2 separate regions of the Homo sapiens genome follow, and region 1 is linked to region 2. Evidence: chromatin contacts called from ENCODE Hi-C or POLR2A ChIA-PET data. All regions are on one chromosome and are shown on one strand. Each heading gives the region's core, a stretch centred on a gene start or an enhancer-like site at or near the end of the contact. The rest is flanking DNA. Distances are from core to core; before and after follow the strand shown.

Region 1 (6,448 bases), core at 1,035-3,534, 130 kb before region 2:
GGGCCAGGGCACTCACTGGCCATCTTGCTCAAGTGGGAAGTCCTTCCCCCTCTAGAACCTGAAGGGCCTCCTGCTCATCCCTGTGGTGGTTCTGGGATTCCCAGAATAGGGATGTGAGTCCAGCCTGATAGGGAGAGGAGAGGTGGCGCAGGGCTGGGGGGAAAGGAGGTCATACCCTCTTCCAGGGCCAGGTAACCGGAGCCCAGCACACAGCTGGGCAGGGGGAGGGACAGAGCACACAAGAGGCCATGTGCCTTCCCTGGTGAAATGTGATCAGTCAGTCACCCTGCAGGGGGGAGTCAGGGGGCAGGGAGGGGAGGATCGGATCCCCACCCCACTTTAAACCAGGCTTCAGGGCACCCCAGGAATTCCTGTTATTTCTGTGGGGCTCTTCCCTCTCTGGGTGTGGGGAGGCCCACGTCCATCCACACAGTGGAGATGGGAGAGGAGCTCAGCCACCCGAAGGCAGCTGGGCAGGTAGGTAGCCCCACACAGGCTGCAGCCTCCCCATCACGGGAGGCTTTTTTTTTTTTTTTTTTTTTTTTTGGAGACAGGGTCTCTCTGTGTCGCCCAGCTGGAGCGCAGTGGCATGATCAATTATGGCTTACCACAGCCTCAGCCTTCTGAGCTCAAGCATTCCTCCTGCCTCTGCCTCTGCCTCTCAAAATGTTAGGATTACAGGTGTGAGCCACCGTGCCCAGCCACCCCTTGTTCTCTTGCCGCTAACACATCTGCTGAGCGGCTCCTGCTGTGCTGAGCGTTGAAGTGGGCGTAGAGGGCACTGAATGGACAATGGCTGGCGGGTGAGGGCCAGGAGAATGGGTTCAGTCCACCTGCCCCATCTTACCTCTGTGAAATGAGCGGTGAGGGAGAAGGGGCCGTCCTGGAACATGTTCTCCATGGACATGTGGAAATGGAGTAAGTACTACACCAACAGGTCTGGAGGGACCAGAAGATGGGTAAGGGGGTCCTGGGGGATGAGTCCGAGAGAGGCTGAACCAGACCAGTGGGCAACCTGGGCCCGAGTGGAGCAAGCAGCATCTCTGGCCAGAGAGGAGGCTGAGCCCCTCATCCACATATGGAGCAGCCCAGGAAAGGCAGGTGGGGCACCAGTGCCCAGGGGAACTTCAGCCAGATGTCCAGGGTAGCTTGATCTTCCTAATACTGGTCCAGGGTTACTTGGACCTGAAGCCTGTCCCCTGATGAACCCTGTCCTTTGCTCCCACCCCCTCTCTCCCGGTCCACCAGCCTGATTCCTGAACATCTCAGGAACTCGCCGTCTCCTTCCCCACACTGCCCCCTCTCCCAACCAGGCTAGGACTCTCCCAGAGGACAGCATCTGTCTGCCCACCTTTGAGAGTTTTAAACACAAGCCTGAGCCGACTCTTCCTGGCATAAAGCACCTCAGTTCCTCCCAGAGGCTGAGGACAGAGGCTGGTGAGGCCACCTCGTCCCTGCCCCATCTCTCCCCAGTCCCACTCCCTGCAGCTTCCACCTCCCTGACCCTGCTCCCACCTGCCTCTGGGCCTCTGGGCCTCTGGGCCTCTGCACAGCCTCTCCTGTAGCTAGAGCCCCCTTCTCACCACCCTCCCCCACTCAACCAAATGACCCTGTTTCTCCTTCAGCTCTCAGCCGGTCAGCTCCTCCAGGATGCCCTCCTCACTCTCTGCAAAGTCCTCTATTCTCTCACCAGACACTTATCCTGGAGTTGCCCTCTGACTTGCTGAGCCCCCCAGCTGTAATCCCCTGACACTGGGGGTGCTTGGTCAGCCCTAGCAGGGGGTCTCAAAAAATGCTTGTTGATGGCCTGATTGTCCTCAGTCTAACTGACTGTTGACTGATGGAACGTCTTGCCGCCTGACTTTCCTTCTCTGGCAGCCACAGTATGGGGTAAGCTGCAGTGAGGTTCTTGCAGAGAGGATGGGGCAAGAAGCCCAGCAGAAGGGAGAGCATGAACCCCCCAACCCGAGACTCACCCCTTTCCTTTTGAATTAGGAATCAAAAAATAACCAGGGCCTTGGGGTGATGGGCCCTTGGTGCCCAGGTCCTGACATCTACGTGGGCAGCTGAGCTGAACTCTCCCCTGCCTCAGACCAGTCCTCCTTTCCTCCTCCCCTCTTCTCTCTCCTCCTCTTTGTCCCCTCCCTTCCAGCCCCTCTGGCCCTGCCCCAGAGCAGCAGAACACCCAGCTGACAGCTGGACATGCCAGTCCCCACCAGCCCTTCCCCAGAGGGTCAGGTGACCCTTCCCTCCCCAGGCCACGGCAGCCCGGCCCTCCCGGGCAGACCTCCCGCACCAGGGCTCTGGTGAACAGCAAATGCTCCACGCTGGGACGGGCCATTGCCTGATGCCTGTACATGGTGGGCACTGAGAGACAAGATTCCTGGGCCCTGCCTTCCATACACTCCCCACGATCTCGGAGGAAGCTCTGGTGAGTGCTGCCTTGTAGGCAGGGATGGGCAGGGCCAGCCTCTTTGACGGGGCCTGACTGAGGGGAGAGAGGGTCTCGTGTTCACAGGGCCTGTCTGTACCCTGGGGTCTTGTCTCCATTCCAGGCTGGCCAGGAGTCTGCCCCACGGAGGTGCCAGCGTCTTCGTGGAGGTCTGTCCATCTGTGTGTGGCGGGGGTGGGGTAGGGCGTTGGGACAGTTCAGTGTATAGGAATTCTGGCATCTGTTCCTCTTTCATCCCTCTCCCTTCTCCCAGGGGAATTCCACCCCTCCCCTTCCAGGGGTGCCTGGAGCCCTCTCACTTCAGGGTGGACTGGGACTACAGAGGAAGCTGGGGGGAGGGGCAAGTACCGGGGGCTGCGTTAACCCTTAACAGAGGCCGGTGTCCAAGAAACGCGGGCAGCATCCCCTGGGCACAGGAACAGCATGTCCTAGCCCAGCAGCCCCAGCTTTCCACGGGAGGGGGCAGGAGGCCGGCACCAGGCTGGATGACATCAGCATCTACAGCAGCTGCCTGGGGCCTGGTGCAGGGTGGTGGTAGACCACGGGATGGCGGTCATGGGGGTGGGAGACATGTCTCCACCAAACGGTGGTCCCTGATGCCCTGGGCAGTGGTGGAGTCTTGGCCCCCACCCATGACTCTTCTAGGTACCCTAGTGAACCTGAGAACTGAGCTTGCCTTGGGGGCCTTAAACCCCCCATGCCAGGCCCCTTCCCCTGAAATTCTGATCCCATAGGGAGGGACTCTGCCTTCTACATTTTTAAAAAGCTACCCATTTATTTTTTAACCTTTTATTATGAAAAACTTCAAGCATACAAATAGAGGGAATGATCTCATGCACACTTGTACATCCTGCGCCTGATTTCAGCAGTGGCCCGAGTTTTGTCGTATTTGTTTCATTGAATACGCTACAGCTAGAGTGTTCTGACATCACAGCACGCCTCTCCCCTGCACAAAGTCCTCAGCAGGTCCTCACATAACCCACTGTCCACTAACAAATGAACAACTACCCATGAGCGTCTGCATCCTGTCTGCAGTCTCCTTTCCCCAGCTGGCCCTACATGTCTGTTAATGTTTTGTTAGAAAAGGATCCAGTCAAAAGGCATTGGGTCAGCAGGTCTCTTAAATCTCTTTCAATTAGAAAGAGCCTCTGCCAGCCCCCCGACCCCCCACCATGGTGATTTTTCCCCACCACTTTGCCTTGCTGAATCAAAGGGGGGGTTGTCCCATAGGAGGGTAAGAACATGGCAGGGTCAGACAGCTCTCAGTACAGATAGGGAAGCTGAGGCCCCGAGAGGCAGGCTCAGGGAGCCTGAGGCAGAACCAGGTCTCCTGTCCCCTCCTGGGCCACTTCCCTGCATCCCTGCCCCTCAATGCTCCTGTGGCCTCTGGGGCCCTCCCTGTCCTCTGCTGCTTCCGGGGGTCACAGGCCAGGCCAAGCCCACCCCCTGGCCAGCGGCATCTCCTTCTTTCTCCTGCCCTCCACAGAGCCTGAATAAATCCTTCCCAGGCAGAAACCCGGATGGTTGCTCTCTTGTTCACTAGCAGCCACAGGGAACAGCAATAAACTTTATGAGCATCAGGTCCTTCAGGGAAGAAAGCACGTGCACTGGCTGGGGAGGCGCAGGGTGGCAGCGCGTGCTGGCCCGCGGGCTGCAGTTGCAGTGTGTTACCTTAATAATAGTTACTGCAACTCATCCGGGGCTGGGAGGCCCAGCTGGCAGCTGAGAGGCCTCACCCACCCACCAGGGTGCCACAGCCTGGGCGGGATGGACAGATGGGGTGGAGATCGCTGGAGACCCCATCCTGCTCTGCCCAGATGGGCTCTCAAGTGCCCCACCACCCCCAGCCCATTCCCACCCCCTCCCCTTCAGCCCCTGACCCTGGTTAAGCAGTGGGAGGGGAGGGCAAGAGATGTTATAGAACGTTATGGGGAGAATCCAACCTCAATGATGGCTTCTGAGCTTTTCAAAAACATCTGCCTGGTGGAGGCAGAACTTCAGCTGCCATCGAGGCTCTCTGGGACAGGTCTGGGCAAAGCCAGGCAAACCTAGGGCAGTTCCAAGAATGTGTCCCCCAGTGGCTGGGTGAGGAGGTGGGTGCTGGCTTTAGTTTCCAGTTAATCCCTCTCAGGCATTTGGGGCCTCAACGTGTGTGCTGCTGCCCTCTGGTGGGGAAAAACCTTGCCTGCATTCTCCCTCAGCCACACACTCCCACACACGCACAAGCATTCACACACACTCACACAAACATACAAACACATGCACGCACACACACTCCATCCCATTATTGTGTTTTGACCTTAAAGAGCTGTTCCATCTTGCAACCATAAAACTGCCATGCTAACCGCTGGCAACACCTTACGTCTGTGGCTCATAGGTCTCTTGCACAAGACAGGTGGTGGCTGATCATATTACTTAGAGGAAGGCAGCAGGTGTGGGGCAGGGTGTTGGAGGCTGGGAAATGTGTAGGCAGGTCTGGGTGTTTAGCAATATCCAAAATCCTGGGTGCAGCTTCAAGAGGCAAAGTCCGGAGGAGAAAAGCATGGCTGGGAGGGGCTGTCAAAGCAGTTGCTAACCATGGCTGAGGAGCTGCGTGTCCAGGGGTCAGGATCTATTAGGGGGCCAAGAGGGAGAAGCCCTCGCAGCCTCTGCCTCCCCCAGAGCAGCCCTTCCAGTGGCACTTGACTTCGTGAGTCATCTTGCCCCCATGTTTCTCCCACCTTGACAGCAAGATCAGAACATTGTTGGTGCTGCTAAGTACATTTGTCAGTGGCTGAAGGGTTTCTAAACTAATAATCTCTGTATTAAAATCGTATTTGGTCCTCAAGCTGGAGAAATGTTGGGAGATTTTAAATGTTAAGAAAAAAAAAAGAAAAAAAAAACCCTCTCAAAGGATAAAATCAGCCCCGAAATAAGTTTCTATGACTGAGGAATATGAAGTATTGCTCTGTGATTCTAGAAACCAAGCCTTCTCCAGGGAAGAGATGCTCTCCTAAGCCACATATTTCAGCCACGGCTGGGAAAGTGATGTGTGAAGTCCCCCAGCACTAGGTATTGATCCCACCGAGCCGGAGAGCCACACGGACAGAGGGCGCACCATCCTACAGCCCTTGAGTCATTTTTAGAATGGATTTTAAAACTCCATTTTTCCCCCTGGAAAATAAGCTTGTGCCTTCCAACCTGGATGGCCCCAGATGATGCACAACCCCTCAGCCATGTGAGAAACTCCAAATTTCTCCTGCCCATTACAACCTAAGTGGTTTTAAATGGTTTTTGGGTCCTCTCATCTCTAATAGATTAAAAAATGCTCCCTCGGGCATCACAAAGACATTGAATGGTACTTGTACCAAACCTCTGGCTCCGAGAGACCTGTGAAATGTAAGTTAGAGCTTCAGAGGTGAGAGGGCAGGCCATAAACCATGCTGCTTTGCCGTCTGCCACATTTTATATTACAGTTTTCTTTTGCTACAAGCTGTTTCTTAATTATCTTCTACCCAGAAAGCCCTCTCCCCACCACCTAAGATTTATCGGGATGTGGTCCCGAAGGCTTCAGCACCTTGGTGATCTCAGGGTGCCACCTCCCTGCACTGAGCTGGGGCCCAGGCCAGCATCTCCTCTGGCTGGCCAGGCTGGGCTCACTCTCCGTCCCCCTCCACTGCCGGCTGCCTCTGCAGACGCCCTGCTGCTGCAGCACTGGCAAGGCCAGCCAAGCACTCCCGCATCCTCCTCCTCCACACAACACTCCCCTCCAGCCATCGCCTCCCACCATCTCCTTGCCCTTCCCTATTGCTCCCTGTACACACACTCCCCAAAGCAGGCCCTCCCCAAGCTCCCCAAGGCTGAGCCAACATCTCCCCTCCTCCTGGACTCCTTCCCAGACCCCTCAAACCACCCTGATCTCAGCCAGGAGCAGTACCTCTCCTAACCTCTTCTCCAGGACCCATTTGTCAACACAGTTTTTTCCCTACCAGTCCCTATGCAATACTCATTATACTT
Region 2 (6,412 bases), core at 3,288-5,787:
TCCTGAGCCTGGAGACCTGGGGCTTCGTCTATATTCACCCCCATACTTCTTGGGTCCTGACCTCCAGGGAAGCAGGTCAGGCTGGCAGGTAGACAGAGAATCCCATGGGTAAGAGGCAGCATCTCCTACTCACTATGATTACCCAGCCCTGGGTGATCCAGGTCCAGAGGCCCTGAGAGCTCCAAATAGGCTCCAAGGCTGAGCCATGGGTGGGCAGAGGCACTTTGACAAATGTTGAAAGCTCAGCTCCAAGACCCAGTTCACCTGCACTCCCCCAGTTTACTTTCTGTGGGTCTGGGGCTACCTCTCTGGGTACTCATAAGAGATCTTCGCCAGGCACAGTGGCTCGCGGCTGTAATCCCAACACTTTGGGAGGCCGAGGCAGGCGGATCATCTGAGGTCGGGAGTTTGAGACCAGCCTGACCAACATGGAGAAACCCAGTCTCTACTAAAAATACAAAATTAGCTGGGTGTGGAGGCACATGCCTGTAATCCCAGCTACTCGGGAGGCTGAGGCAGAAGAATCGCTTGAACCCAGGAGGCTGAGGTTGCAGTGAACTAAGATCGCCCCATTGTACTCCAGCCTGGGCAACAAGAGTGAAACTCTGTCTCAAAAAAAAAAAAAGAGATCTTCAAGAGATGACTTGAGATCCTGATGGGTCCACCCTGTGTACCCAAGGCCAGTTCTCCCTAGCCACTGGCCTGAGGCCACATTCAATCCTCCACTTTTTGTTGGCCCTAATCAGCTACTCCATCCCTGGCCTCTGCTGCTCCCACCTAGGGTAAGGGATAAAGCAGTGGCATTGGCCTTGCTCTCCTGCCAAGAACAGGCGTGGGCCTGCTTTCCCTTGCTGGCCGGCTGGCAGTCTCAACCGCTCCTGGATCCACTACCCAGATCCCTCCCATCCTTCCCACCTAGAGTTAATGTACAATCTTCACTAGGACCTCTAATTCTCCAGGAGGCTCTAATTGGCCTCGTCCACTTTGCACTGAAGAGCTCTGGCCAGAATCTGAATGCTGCCTCTGCCTCCCTCCCCAACTAATGCCCCCTTCCCATCTCCCAGGTGACCTGGCCCATCTGCCCACCAAGGCCACCCCTGCCTTCAACACATTCATTTTTATCCAGCCCTTACTGGGTACCTCCTGGGGCCCACACACTGGGCACTGGGTTAGCCCAGGAATTCAGTCAAATCAGCCTATGGGTTCACAGACATGGGCACCAACAGCCTCGGGAAAAGCAGAGGGGACCAGAGTTCAGAAAGGAGGCAGAAGGATTCTGAGGAGGATGGGGCAGAGAGAAAATCACTCAGAGCAACGCTCCTCACACTTTAATGCACCAGTCCCCTGGGGATCTTAATAAAATGCAGATTCTCATTCAGTAGGACGGGCACGGGGTCTGAGATTCTGCATTTCTGACAAACTTCCTGGTGACGCTGAAGCTGCTGGACTGATTACTTACAGCACTTACAAATCATTCCTTCTTTGACTCTTAACTTCCAAGGAAGCAGGAAGCACAGCTCCCTTAATCACCACCAAGTCCCCAGCACCCAGTACAGTGCCTGTAGACCTGCTAAATATATGAATGGTGTTAATCCTGGCAAGGTGCCCAGCATTAGATGGGCCTACAGGGAAGCCTCCAATGTGAGGAACACCAGAGAGTGGTTTGTACAAAGCAGTTCAAAAGCATAGAGGACGAAGGGTTAATTCTGCCCTAGGGGTTGGGGAAGCTGGATTTCTCAAAAGAGGCCACTTTGCATTAAGCCTTAGAGGGTGGGACAGATTTACCCAGGTGGAGACTTGCTTGCTAAAGGGCGGGAACAACCCAAGAGCAAAGGTAAAGAGACTGAGAGCGCGGGACAGGTTGCAGTCGTGTGGTGCACCTGGAGTTCCAGGTATGGGAAGGTGAAAAAGCCCCAGAAAATTATGATGCAGACCTGCACAGGCCGATGCTAGAAAGCCATGCTAGGAGGGTGGACATCCGCTGGTGGAACATCAGGAGATGTTGGAGGTGTTTGCAGAGGGAGGGGGTACCCCGGCGTAGAAGGGCTTTCTAGAGGTCACCAGGATCTGCCCCAGGATCAAGGTGGACTGGAGGAAGCAGTTCCTGGGGCAGGAAGGGCCAAGCTGGGAGGAAGTTTTGGAGGCAACAGAGGGAATCCTTTGTGAGGGAGTGAGGCCTGCACAAGGGCAGGGGAAGAAGCAATAAGATGTTTTCCCTGATCTTGTTAAATCTCACAGGTGCTAGGCAGGGCACGGTGGTTCACGCACTTTGGAAGGCTGGGGTGGGCGGATTGCTTGAGCTCAGGAGTTAGAGACCAGCCTGGGCAACATGGTGAAACCCAGTCTCTACAAAAAAAATACAAAAATTAGCCGGGTGTGGTGATGTGCCTGTAGTCCCAGCTAGTTTTGGGAGCTGAGGCAGGAGGATTGCTTGAACCCCAGAGGTCGAGGCTGCAGTAAGCCAAGATTGCATCACTGCATTCTAGCCTGAGTGAGAAAGTGAGACCTTGTCTTAAAAAAAAAAAAAAAAAACAAAACTCACAGGCACTTGAAAATCATCATGTGTTCAGCCCCAAGCCAGGCACTAAGCAACAGAGGTGGTCATTTCCCAAAAGTCCCTGGTGCTCTTCAGACACTAGGAGGGGACTTCCACGATAGATCCCTATGTCCCTCCCAGTCCCCACACCCTCTCCTCCTTCCCTCAGCTTTATCAGAGGTGTTTACTCTGTACCTACTGTGGGCAGCCCTGGCCTCAGGGCAGCCAGGGCCTAGTCACTGCTCTCTGGAGGAGGCCTGCACAAATGCTGGCCCAGATGTGGCTCCACCCCCATCCTCTAGGGAGCTGGGAAGAAGTTAGATCTAGTGGAAGTGGGGACAAATAGGCAGGGATTCCACGTGTGAAGGGGAGGGCACCAGGAGGGACCTGGATGGTTCTGCGAGAAGGCGAGCAGGGCAGGCTGGAATGCCAGGTGAGAACTCCCTGCTTGGCAGAGCCAGCCCTCCAATCCCACAATCCATTCCCTTTACACCAAGATGAAAGCTAAACTCCCAGCAACCCTGGGAGAGACCAGTGACCCCTCACCTCCCAGGCTTGGGGTGAGCCGGGCCCTGTCCAGCATCAGTCCTGAGCTGAGGGTGCCAGGTTGTCCTCCAAGGCCATCAGAAAGAAGGCACCACGCGGCTGGCTGGTCCCACTCAGTGGATCAGCAGAGGAGGGTGGGTGTACCCTAGAGGACAGCCATGTGTGGTTGGGAGGATGAGACAATTTAACCCAGGCCCCCAGACTGTAAACGGGACAAAGATAGCCGACCCTGCCCTGGGGTCTGGCTGGAGAAACCACCTACGCTCCCATCCAGCGAATCACATCCAGCTGCTCCTCTGAAGATAAACCCATCCTCTCTACCTAATTTCTCTCCTGCCCTCTCCCTGCTACAGGCCTGGCCCTCTCCAGGGACGTGAACTGATTCCCTGTTCATCCAGCCCAGACCCTGGGAGGTGGCGGCCAGAATTAATTAATGTTTGTGAAGTGCTGGAGAGAAGCTAGAACCAAGGACCCAAGGGCGCCAGATGACCGGCGCAGGAAATTGAATGGGAGAGGCGGGGAGAAGGGGCAGCTGGCCAGGACCTTGAAGCCTGGAAGGGGAGGGCTGAGAAGACACTCCTACTGAAGCTGGGAAGAACAGGGAGAGAGCTGTGAGGAGAAGGTGCGACCCCTCAAAGGCACCACGGGATCGGTAATAGAGGATTACGGGCTCCAAGCTGAGCCTGCCCACTCCCGACAGCTCCGCCCTACCCTCAGAGCCGGGCACGTCTCGGCCCGGCTGCCCTTCCCCAACTCAGCCTCCAGCCACCCACCTGCCCGCCCCCGGGACCACCTGCAAAGGAAGCCTCCGTCCCTCCGCCCCCTCCAAAGGCGTGCGCGGGAGGGTAGAGGCTGCGCCGCCGAGGGAGGCTCCTCCTGCCAACTCCAGTAGGGAGCCCGAGTCCTACCTGAGCAAACACTTCACTTCCTTTCTGTAAAAGAAGGAGGCGAGCCGTTCCCGCTCCTTGAGACTAGGGGGACGTCCAGGCCTCTATCGGGGGGCGGCGGCTGGACGCACGCAGCTGGCACCAGGGCCCACGGCGCCCCCTCTTTACCCGCGCCCCTCTCGAGCTCGGCTCACTCACCCCAAAGTGCTGATGAAGCCATTGACGGAGCCCTCGGCGTACAGGGAGACGATGTCCCCGATGTGAAGAAAGCTGGACATTTCACTCATGGCTGCGGCCCTCCGGGGCCCAGGGCGTGGGGGGCGCCTAGGGGCGCGTGGCCAAGCTCAGTGCGGAGGACTGAGGCGTCCGGGGAGCGGGGAGGGGTACGCTCCCACCTCGGATCCCGACGCTCGGTGCGGCCGGGGCGGGCTGGCGGCCACGGGAGCCAGGAGGCGGCTCGGCGGGGCCCGGGGTCCGGGTGAGGAGGTGCCCACGTCTTGGCGCGCCCGCCGCCCGCCCGCCCCGCCCGGCCCGCGCGTACCTGCAGCGTAGAAGGAGCAGGAAGTCTGGGGCCACCACACACATGCAAATCCCGCCCGGGAGGCGGGGAGGCCACACCCCGCCCCCCCTCCCCCCGCAGCTCGCCCGCCGGCACCCATGTGCACCCGCCTGCCTTCCCGCGCCCCGCGCTCCTCGCGCGTCCGGGGCCCGGCCTCCCGGACGCCGAATGCGCCGCCAGCCCTCCTGATCTCCAGAGGCGTCCTGCAAGGCACCGGGTCTAGGGGGCTCTCGGAGCTGCCATCCCTGGGAGGCCCAGGCGTAGTGGGGAGCTCTCCGCCCTCGGGGTTCCCGGACTATCTGCACCCGGGCCCTCGGCTGGCTAAGAGCCAGTGCAGGCGCCCGCGGAAGGGGGAGTCCAGCTCTCCGGCGGGCGTCACCCCGGAGCCGCTCGCGGAGGGCGCGCCCTGGAGCGCCCTGGCCGCGGCCGCCCTGCGGCCACCGCGCGGTCTCCGCGCCCAGCTGAGAGCAGGCTGGCGCCCAGAGGCGCGCTCATCCCTTTGCAGAGCAAATTCGGGATTCATTTTTCTCAACGTGAAAAGCCTTTTCATTGCACAATAGAAAGTGCTCAGGCTTGGAGGGGAAATGAAGCAATGGGGTGGGTTTTGTTTTTTTTCTCTCCGCATTCCTGTGTACAAAGAGATCCAACTTCCGAATCAGTTCAGCCGCTCCCTCTCCAGGAGTTGGCTCCAAAACTCTTGGCTCCTTCCGTCTTTCCTTTCAAAAAAAAAAAAAAAGCAGGGATGAAAATTACCTTCGCTAGTTGACAGAGCACCCAAGCGCTAACGATGCCAAGTCTGGGTGCCGGCCCCCTGGGAGTGACCCGCTGCGGCAGCGCCGCCAGGCTCTGGCTCCCGAAGTCCTGCCCTCAAATTCGCGTCCCGGGCTCGCTTACTTTCTGTTCTGTTCCCCGGTGCTTGGGTGTTTGCTTCCTAGTCCTTTATTTGAACGCCTAAGATAGGGTGCCCATTGCCACCGCCATCCGATCACTTTTGCTCCCTTCGGACCCCCCAACCCCACTTCCTGAGTTGTGGGGGGGCGTTTGTCCCTGGGAGAGAGGGAGGAGGGGACTCGGTGACTGAAGCAGGAAGAAGAGAGGCTAGGGGAGGGGTGGAGACAGCTAAAAGCAAAGAGACAGCTGCTGACCCTGGGAGGAGAAGAGCCCCAGGCAGTGGTTTTTTTGTTGTTGTTGTTGTTTTGTTTGTTTGTTTGTTTGTTTGTTTTACGAAGACCCCCAGGAACGATGTGGGAGGGAAGGACACCTCCAGGATCGCTAAGTACCGTGTTTTACAGTTTTGTTTTGTTTTTTCACCATGGCAAACAGTAACAAGTTTTACAGCAGACCAGTCCACACCTTCGTCTATATATAAGCAAAACAATAGATCACCAAACAATACTTACTTTTATGACCTTTGATGCATGCTGATATTTTCTATTCTATTTCAGTTGTGTTCTTGTTGTTGCTTTAATGCTGATTGTAACCCACTGAACTGGTTTTTTTTAATGTCCCAAATGGGTTGCAAACTGCAGTTTAAAAAACCTCATCCAGTCCACTGTGCCAAAAAGAGATGACCAAAGCCCAGAGAAGGAACACCACCCATCAAGGGCACACGGCAGGTTCCTGGCAACTGGAGGCAGAAGCCAACCAAGCCTCTGATTTTTAGCCGGGTATTCTCCTATTACCCCACACCAACTGAGCCACAGCGATGGGTCACTGGAACCTCACTGAGAAGGGGCAGCCCCTGGGACAGTTTCACTTGCTCCCAGGAGTCAGGCCTCCTGTATCATCCCCAAAAGTTAGAAGGGAAAAATATGCCTTCATTCCATAAGCATTTATTGAAGGCCTGTGATGTCAGGCCTCTGCTGGGCACCAGGCTCTGATCAA

Evidence for each region. A loop is a pair of places that touch in the nucleus more often than their neighbours do. ChIA-PET counts read pairs that join two places held with the same protein, here RNA polymerase II (POLR2A). Pooled maps may share reads with other maps.
Region 1: a pooled map shows a loop between it and region 2 (4-fold over the local background). The contact joins the promoter of IP6K3 here to the promoter of ITPR3 in region 2. A Hi-C loop is called at or near these places in 6 of 50 pooled maps. POLR2A ChIA-PET finds 5 or more read pairs at or near these places in 2 of 52 experiments (H1 and MCF 10A).

The regions. Positions count from the first base shown.
Region 1 is chr6:33,742,741-33,749,188 of GRCh38, reverse strand. It overlaps IP6K3 (inositol hexakisphosphate kinase 3), which reads left to right and starts at 2,284. Exons shown (of 6, transcript NM_054111.5): 1 at 2,284-2,431. RefSeq lists enhancers at 2,664-3,557, 3,558-4,450, 4,451-5,344, 5,603-6,292 and a silencer at 4,556-4,685.
Region 2 is chr6:33,619,447-33,625,858 of GRCh38, reverse strand. It overlaps ITPR3 (inositol 1,4,5-trisphosphate receptor type 3), which reads right to left and starts at 4,537. Exons shown (of 58, transcript NM_002224.4): 1 at 4,168-4,537. The coding sequence starts at 4,256. RefSeq lists enhancers at 2,515-3,063, 3,064-3,613 and silencers at 4,135-4,320, 4,200-4,349, 4,360-4,529, 4,580-4,699, 4,730-5,039.